Linked DNA regions of Homo sapiens: region 1 is linked to region 2. Evidence: chromatin loops called from intact Hi-C (ENCODE). Cell type or tissue: heart left ventricle. All regions are shown on one strand. Region 1 holds the start of LOC105375503 (a long non-coding RNA gene). Region 2 overlaps CPA2 (carboxypeptidase A2).

What was found. Peaks named below come from ENCODE experiments on the same cell type or tissue, not always from the same donor. Only the 100,000 strongest peaks of a DNase experiment are listed, where the experiment ranks them.
Region 1: a loop joins it to region 2, with 2.6 times the contacts of the local background. A loop is called at or near these places in 10 of 110 quality-filtered maps.

Annotation. Positions count from the first base shown.
Region 1 is chr7:130,349,436-130,353,435 of GRCh38, forward strand. It overlaps CPA5 (carboxypeptidase A5), which reads left to right. Exons shown (of 13, transcript NM_080385.5): 5 at 540-674. LOC105375503 (a long non-coding RNA gene) reads right to left here and starts at 2,196. Exons shown (of 3, transcript XR_001745362.2): 1 at 2,094-2,196. RefSeq lists enhancers at 1,566-1,615, 1,626-1,975, 2,813-3,459. In heart left ventricle, no CTCF peak of the experiment used is centred here; a DNase peak (open chromatin) is centred at 1,622; H3K4me3 peaks cover 362 bases; H3K27ac peaks cover 2,733 bases.
Region 2 is chr7:130,270,117-130,274,116 of GRCh38, forward strand. CPA2 (carboxypeptidase A2) reads left to right here. Exons shown (of 11, transcript NM_001869.3): 4 at 577-672; 5 at 2,960-3,061. Among named protein-coding and RNA genes, the nearest start is that of CPA2, 5.3 kb to the left of the region's middle. RefSeq lists enhancers at 2,212-2,864, 2,865-3,516. In heart left ventricle, no CTCF peak of the experiment used is centred here; DNase peaks (open chromatin) are centred at 2,475 and 2,843; H3K4me3 peaks cover 1,632 bases.

The DNA.
Region 1 (4,000 bases), 79 kb after region 2:
TTTATAAGTTAAACTTTATTATAGGTCTGTCAAAAACATAGAAAGAGTGAATAAAATCTAGTATTTAATAGCACAACAGGGTGACTATTGTCAATAATAATTTAATTGTATATTTTAAAATAACTAAAAGAGTGTACTTGGAGTACTTGGATTGTCTGTAACACAAAGAATACGTGCTTGAGTGATAGATACCTCATTTGCCCTGATGTGATCATTACACATTGTATACCTGTATCAAAATATCCCATATACCCCAGAAATATATACACCTACTACGTACCCACAAAAATTAAAAATTACAAAAAAACCTGTATCCCAAATCTGTTTGTATAGGAAAGAGCATAGTCTAGGGTTCAGTACTATCTGCTGTTTCAGGCATCCGCTGAGGGGCTTTGGGACATCACACCCCCGTCCCCATCTCCTGCGTAGAAAGAGGGTCTCTACTGGCTGAGAGATTCTCTGGCTCTCTGTGGTCACCTACAGGATTGTGTGGAAGGACATGGAGTAATGCAGCTCTCTCTCTTTCCTTGGTGAACAAGGTGGACTTCTGGCGTGGCCCAGCCAGGCCCAGCCTCCCTGTGGATATGAGAGTTCCTTTCTCTGAACTGAAAGACATCAAAGCTTATCTGGAGTCTCATGGACTTGCTTACAGCATCATGATAAAGGACATCCAGGTGAAGCCCTGCCCCAGCTGGGACCCTGCCTTCCGCCTTCCTTTCTGGTTGGGGCCCAACATGGAGGAGATGTTCTCGGGGCTAAAAGTGGACATGTGGTTTCTGGGTCTCCATCAGCGTGTTTGTGAACATGCTGTGGAAGGAAGTGAGCCGCACGCTTCTCAGAATCTGAAGCTAGGACAGGATTCATGGGGGAAGCACTCACAGTGTGGGAGTGGAGAGGACGCCTGTGATGAGTCCTCCTGGGGAGGGATTTGCAGCTAATAAACAGCAAAGGTGCGGGGAGAAGGGAGACAGGAGGATGTAGCTGGGGTCTTCCCCAGGCACCGTGGGAAGGTGCCTCTGGATAGCTTCTTCCTTTGCTTATCTGACCACTCCCTCCTGTTCCCGCTGTGTCTCAGCCATCCAATGCCTGGGGGAACGGCTTTACTTCAGAGGATTGGGAAATGGTGAAAGAGCATTGTGTGGTTCAGAGCACTGCTGTGGTTCACTTCCCCCAACCTCCACCGCTTGGCTCTCCGCACGGGGCATCCCCCCAGGCAGCATTCTCCCAGAGGAACCGCTTTGGGAGAAGCAGCTACAGACCTGCTCTTGGGTAGGACAAAGGTAGCCTTCATCCTGGACACCCCAGTCTCCCTGCTGCTTTCCCTGCATCTTTTCTGAACGTCATGAAATTCTATTTCAATTGTTCTATTTTCCAGTATATCCTAAAGAGCCCCTGAAACGTGCTGGTAGCACAGCCTCCTTCCTAGAGATCTTTGTGGGTACCACTCATTGGTTAAGCCTCCCCGGCTGCATCTTTCTGCAGCTGCTTGCTGCTGGCCGTGTACCTGTGGAACTGTATCCATAAAGATTCATTCCCAACCTTGTTGTATGGCGCTAATCTCCCCTAAGGGCTCCGACTGTGGGAACACAGAGCCTCCCGGAGCGCACACACTTGACACCGTATGTCAGGGGATCAACGCATCAGGCAGCATTCCGTTCCCATGCGAGCACAGGGCTGGGGAACTTTGGTCCTTTCAAAGACCTTTATCCCTCATCAGGCACATCTGTTTCCCGCTCAACGTGTGGGGGTGGGATATTTCTCTAATGAAATCCCCCACAAACAAAAATGGGGAAACTCCCGCAGACAAAAGAGGCTACCACATCAAAAGAAATAGAACTGAATTCTCATTTTTAGCCAGGCCTCTGTTTTGAAGTTTCCATTTCCCTGGTTCAGCCCCACCCTGGGAACTCCGCAGCATTTGGCAAACAGACACACAGAGGTCTCTAAAAACTTTCTGTTGATTTCTGCACATCAGGGACGGCCCCAGAGTCCCCTCTGAGCCTCCCCCACTGGATTTAGCCTGTCCTCTCCCCACATCCGCAGCCCCGAGTCCCTCTAGGGCTTTGCCCTCCCTCTCAGGAAAATGCTCTGACCTCTTAACCTTGATCCAGCCAGGCAGGATTTTCACCAACTCGCTCTTCCTGCAGGGATCAAGCACTCGCTGCCATACTTGAGATCATATTTTGGCTTAGAGGGAGCTGGGGGTGGGGTGGCTGATGTGTTGATGTGTTGAGGGATTGATGATGGGGAGGGGTCCAGGAGGAGGGAAGCTGAGATTTGCTAACAGGACGGGAAGAGCTTTGCACCCCTTGGGTTGCTGGCGTCCAGTCTTGTATTTCAGATACAGATGCACGGGCCCGATTGTCTCCCTGTCCTCTGGATCCCCTCAGCCAAGTACTTGGCAATGTCCCCTGCAGGGTGGGCCCTCTGCGGTTGTCTGCTGAATGACTTGCTCGGTTGGGGAGTTCAGGACAGGCACAACCTTATTCACATGTGGGTCTTTGTTCCTCTGGCCCCCTCCCCTCAGCCAAGGTTCAGCTCCACGCTCCGTGTCAATCTTCCTACCCCAGTACCTACCATAGGACCTGCTGCTTCGTTGAGGCTTGATAAATGTCAGTGGAACTAATAGACATTCATTAGGAGGAGGAAAGGAAAGAGGAGTGGTCGTGTTTGGTGGCTAGGACCAGGCTGGAAAACCTCGATGCTGGTTTTTACTTTGGCCAGAGGCAGGGGAGATTTTGGAATCTCTCCCTCCCTCTGCCCTGTGATCAGAGGGATGCTTGAGAAACATGAGGCAGGGCCATTCATTCCACTCCCAGACACAGAGAGCCCTACTGTGTGCTGTGCATCGGGCAAGGGGCTGGAAACACAGAGATAAAAAACTTGGCCCTGTATCCAGGACAGCTGGAGGGTCGCGGGGGCCGGGGATGGAGGGGGGTAAATCGGTGGTTACAATGGAGTGGATGAGCGACTGATGGAGTGAGGGCGGTTGCTATGGGAGCGCATACAAGAGGCACTGCACGCCGTGCTTCTGAGAAGGCGGTAATTACGGTGCGCTGAAGAGCAGGTGAGGGGGGGCTGGCCAGAGGAAGGGGGGCCCCCACCCCGATTGGTGATGAAGCCAGACCCCATCACAAAGAGTGCCCTCCACCATGTGACGAGGTCAGGATTTTATCCTGACAACTAGGGGGGAGTCATGGGAGGTGCTTTCACATGATCAGATTTGCATTTCAGAAACACCACCCTGACAGTGACAGTGTTGAGTTGGGGACAGGACCAGGGAGAGACTGACAGGCAGGAGGGTGGTGAGGAAATTGCAGTGGGCCAGGCAAGAAATTATCTGATTCCGAGCGAGCTCTATTTGCATTTAATTTTTCTTCACCTCGTTCTTTTCAGCCCTTTGGTTTTTTTTTTTATTTTTTCCCTAGGATGAGTCACCATGGAAAAACTTCACTTGAGCAATCAGCTCTGTGGCTTTTAATGGCTTTTTTTCTGATTACAAAATTAATAAATATTCATGTTAGATAATTTGGAAAATAGTGGAAAGCACAAGGAGAAAACAAAAATCACCCATACTCTGACCATCTAGAGCAGAATACAATTGAGTGTAAATACTGCGTTGCCAATTTCCCTCGCCCTAGTGGATCACTCTCATCACCATGCAAATACAGTTATTTCTCCCATTTAAAAAAACCCTCTCTTGATCCCTTCCCTCTCCCCTCCAGCCATCACCCCATTTTTATGCTTCCCCATAGACTGAAACTCCTGAAAATACTGACTCTCCCTGTCATCTCCATCCCTGTCCGCCAGCAGGCTGCCCACCCCCTCACTTCACCAAAGCTTCCCTCGACAATGTCACACGCAACTTCCAGATCCAACCCGATGGCCGACTCTCAATGTTCCTCTTCCAACAGCACAACTGGTCACTCTCTCCTTCCTGGAGCCTGTCTCTTCCCCTGGCATCCAGGACTTCTGTGTTCTGTCTCCAGCCAGCACCTCC
Region 2 (4,000 bases):
TGTTGCCCAGGCTGGAGTGCAGTGGCACGATCTTGGCTCACTGCAACCTCTGTCTCCCAGGCTCAAGCGATTCTCCAGCCTCAGCCTCTCCAGTAGCTGGGACTACAGGCATGCACCATCACGCCCAGCTAGTTTTTGTATTTTTAGTAGAGGTGGGGTTTCACTGTGTTGCCCAGGCTGATCTCAAACTCCTGGCCTCAAGTGATCTGCCCGCCTCGGCCTCCCAAAGTGCTGGGATTACAGGTGTGAGCCACCGACTCTGGCCTGATTTAGTTTTTGTTTAGAGGTTAACTCTTAACACAGGCCCTGAGCTCCCAGAAAGGTAGGATGAGCCATAAGACTGTGCCTGCAAACCTACCCTGGCACACCTGCAGCATCTGGCTGGTAGGAAGTCCCATGAATGCTCCATCCCCTTTCACAGTGGGGCCAGAATAAGGGAAAGTCATGACCTCAAAGCCTACAGGACAAGAAGAGGAAAGCTTGGTACTGGGGACCCGAGTGTTACCCTTTCCTTCACAATTACAGACTGAAATGCATTGCTGTAAACCAGTCATAGATAGAATTGTTTTATCTTAGGTCCTGTTGGACAAAGAGAATGAAGAAATGCTTTTTAATAGGAGAAGAGAACGGAGTGGTAACTTCAATTTTGGGGCCTACCATACCCTGGAAGAGGTAGGTGTTTCAAAATGAACATCACGGAGACGGGCCATTCTCTCCTCTAAGGACAAAGCTCATACTTCCACGTGGTGATTTAATGGCCTAGAAATTATTCTATTATTTTCTAACTTCTCCAAGTTTCCTTAGGATTTCACAGCCAGTACCAGTATCACTGGCTTCACACCTACTCCTGCTTCATGTAGGGCCTGAAGTCCACTTGCCCATCTCAACAGCCACCCACTGTGGAGTGTCTAAAGGGTACCCACAAGCAGCTCCCTCAGGCTGGTGCTCTTGCCCTAAGCCCCCTTACTGACTTCTGACCTGTGCTGCCCACAAAGCCAGGGAAGCCATCATGGCTGCCACTGACGATGCAATCGGGGCACAGAGCCAGGTGAGAGATGTGCTTCCGGGCTGCCACTGATGATGGAATCAGGGACCACCTTGACGCCTCTGACTTCCATCCAAGTGTTACTGGTGGAGGGTGTCCAGGTTCTTGGCGTCTTGAACAAATAATTGGACAAAACGCACAAACAAAACAAGGAAGGAATGAAGCAACAAAAGCATATATTTATTGAAAACAAAAGTACACTCCACAGGTTGGGAGCAGCCCGAGCATAGGGGCCCAAGAGCCCATTACAGAATTTTCTGGGATTTAAATACTCTTTAGAGGTTTCCCATTGGTTACTTGGTGTACACCCTACGTAAATGAAGCAGTAGCCTGCGATCAGTGTGATTGGTTGCAGAAGGTGGCCAGTCAGAGGCTGAAGTGAAGTTACAAAATTATACTCCTATGCAAATGAAGACTTGGCTTGCAACCAATCTGATTGGTTGCAGGAGGGGACCAATCAGAGGTACTTTCAATTTTTCATCTGCCGTGCCAAGAAGCGGGGGTTGGTGCAAAGGGAGTAGCCTCTGGTCCTTTTGTTACTTGGGCGTGGAAAGTTGGAGTTTTCTTTTTGATTTAGTTCTAGGGAGTCAGCCTGAATTGGCCTTGGGTTCCCTGCCTCCAGACCCTATTCTTCTGCCTCACAGGGATGTGCTCTCTAAGACCTCATGGCAGCAAAGCCTCATGAAGTCTCTGCTGTCTTTCTTGGGCTTTGTTGTTTCTGTGGAGACTATCCCCTTCCTGCATCTGCTACTCCATGCTGCTGTGGGGATCCTGGGCAGTGCTGCATTTACTTCTGTGGCACAGAGCTCTTCTCCAGGCCCACGGGAATCTATCTGCACTGACTTAAGAGTCGAGGGATGGAAAGGGGCCGGAGGGGATGGAGGTTGTAGGGCCAAGGGGTGGCATGGGGAGTACGAAAGAGCCAGAGAAGAGGTATCTGGTAGGCACCAAGTCTCCAAGTTGGCAGTTTTTAAATGCAAAAAGCTTTAAACATTTTTTTCTCCTAATTTATGTGATGGAAAAACCTGATTTAACCTAAACTCATTTGGGAGCAAAATCTGACCTGAATTGCCTCACTGCTCATTTGTTTCACTGCCAGAAATAATATTAATGTGCTTGAATACGGAGCAATGTCCCGTGTGTAATAATATATACTTCCTATTACCCTTCTAAAATTCTCCCCTGAAAAAAATATCTTATTTGAAATATATATGGCCTCAAGGGTTTCAGATAGGGGACTGTGGACCAGCACAGAGAATAAGAAAGAAAAGGAAGTGAAGCAAACAAGATGCCCTCCCGCTCTCCCAGACAAACTGATGTCTGTCTCCTACAGAGTGCAAATACTGGCAACAGCTGGAGGGACTGACTTCCTCCCGCTAGCTCTCCAGACGCGCCCGGACACGTCTCAATCCCAGCAATGGACACAGCTTGGGTTCTCCAGATGCACAAAATTTCAATCGCCTTGAAAATAGGAGCTGGAGTAGCCGGTGGCCTTAGTGCGTCTGCAGCAGAAACCCCATTGTCCCTGGGCCTGATTTAGCCGGGAGACATTTTGTAGCGATCGCCTCTACATCCATTTTGGGGTTGAGGGGGCACTACCATTTGTGTTCCTCTGCTAACAAGGGCGAGAAACCCCACCTCAGGGCTGGGGTCGCCAAAAGCCACAAGTACCTCAGGGAAGTGTGCCATTTTGCTTTGCACAAAACTGCAAAGAGCCGGCTGGGCTGCAGCCCCTGCAGACACCGTCGGACTCAGCAGCACTCAGCTGGATCCAAACCCTCCGACCCTACAGCTCGGGCCGCGCTGCCCCCTCCGCTGTGTCCCAAGGGAATGGGGAAAATCACCAGGGGATCAGATCTCATGCAACAGATGGTTCACTCGCAAATGTCTATTTATTCACTTGAAACATTTCAGATTTCCCAAGAAATGGATAACCTCGTGGCTGAGCACCCTGGTCTAGTGAGCAAAGTGAATATTGGCTCTTCTTTTGAGAACCGGCCTATGAACGTGCTCAAGGTACACGGTGCAGGGACGGTTCTTCCTCTCGATGTTTCTAGAATCTCCCTCCTCCCAGGCTAGCCGGCAGTCCCAGCTTGTGCTACAGAGAGGCTCCTTTTTATTACTTTTTTTTTCTTTTCCTCCTAACCGGTCCTTGCTGGTTTTGAGTATCCACTCCCCCACCCCCGCCCCCTTCTTTTTCTTTCTCTCTGTTCCTGAGCAAGCTGACGCAGGTCTGCAGGAGTGAATTAATGCTCACGTCCTGAGAGATGAGCTCCTGGGGAACCGGGGCAAATGCGCCAATAGGAGCCGAGGAAGGGGGAGGTGCGGGCCGGGGGAGGTTGGGGGCTGGGGGCTGTAATTCAAGCTGGGAGTTCTCTGCCTCCCCTCCCCTTCTCTTTTTTTTCTTTCCTCTTTAAACACACACACACACACACACATACACGCGCACACACACACGCACACCAGTTAAAAAAGAAAAAGCACTAATTGCCTAAGCTGCATTTTTTTCTTTTTCTTTTTTTTTTTTTTTTTTGTTTTTTAAAGAAGAGTTCTGGTCGTATGCAGAAGGATGATGGACAACTAAACCCTAAACCGCAAAGACAAACGCCCTGAACGAAGATCTTTTGAAAAAGGATATAGATGAAAAAAGGTTAGGGTTTTACGCCATCTCGTAACCTCTGAAGTCTTTGTGCACATAATTTCAAGCTTTGCACTTTGTCCTCAAAAACAGTGAAAATTATTTCCCCAGATTTCCTAGAAAGAGTTTTTTAAGAGAAAAAAAAACCAAAAAGAGGTAATGTCACAACTCCTCGCTAAATTTGGAAACGTTATGGCTGGGAACCAACTGACTAACTGGGACAGATGGATTTCTCCAGAGCGTTTTTCCCAAAGCAGGCCTGAGAGGAGTGATTTGCCTACTTTATACCACTAGGATACATTTGCTAATGTTTACCT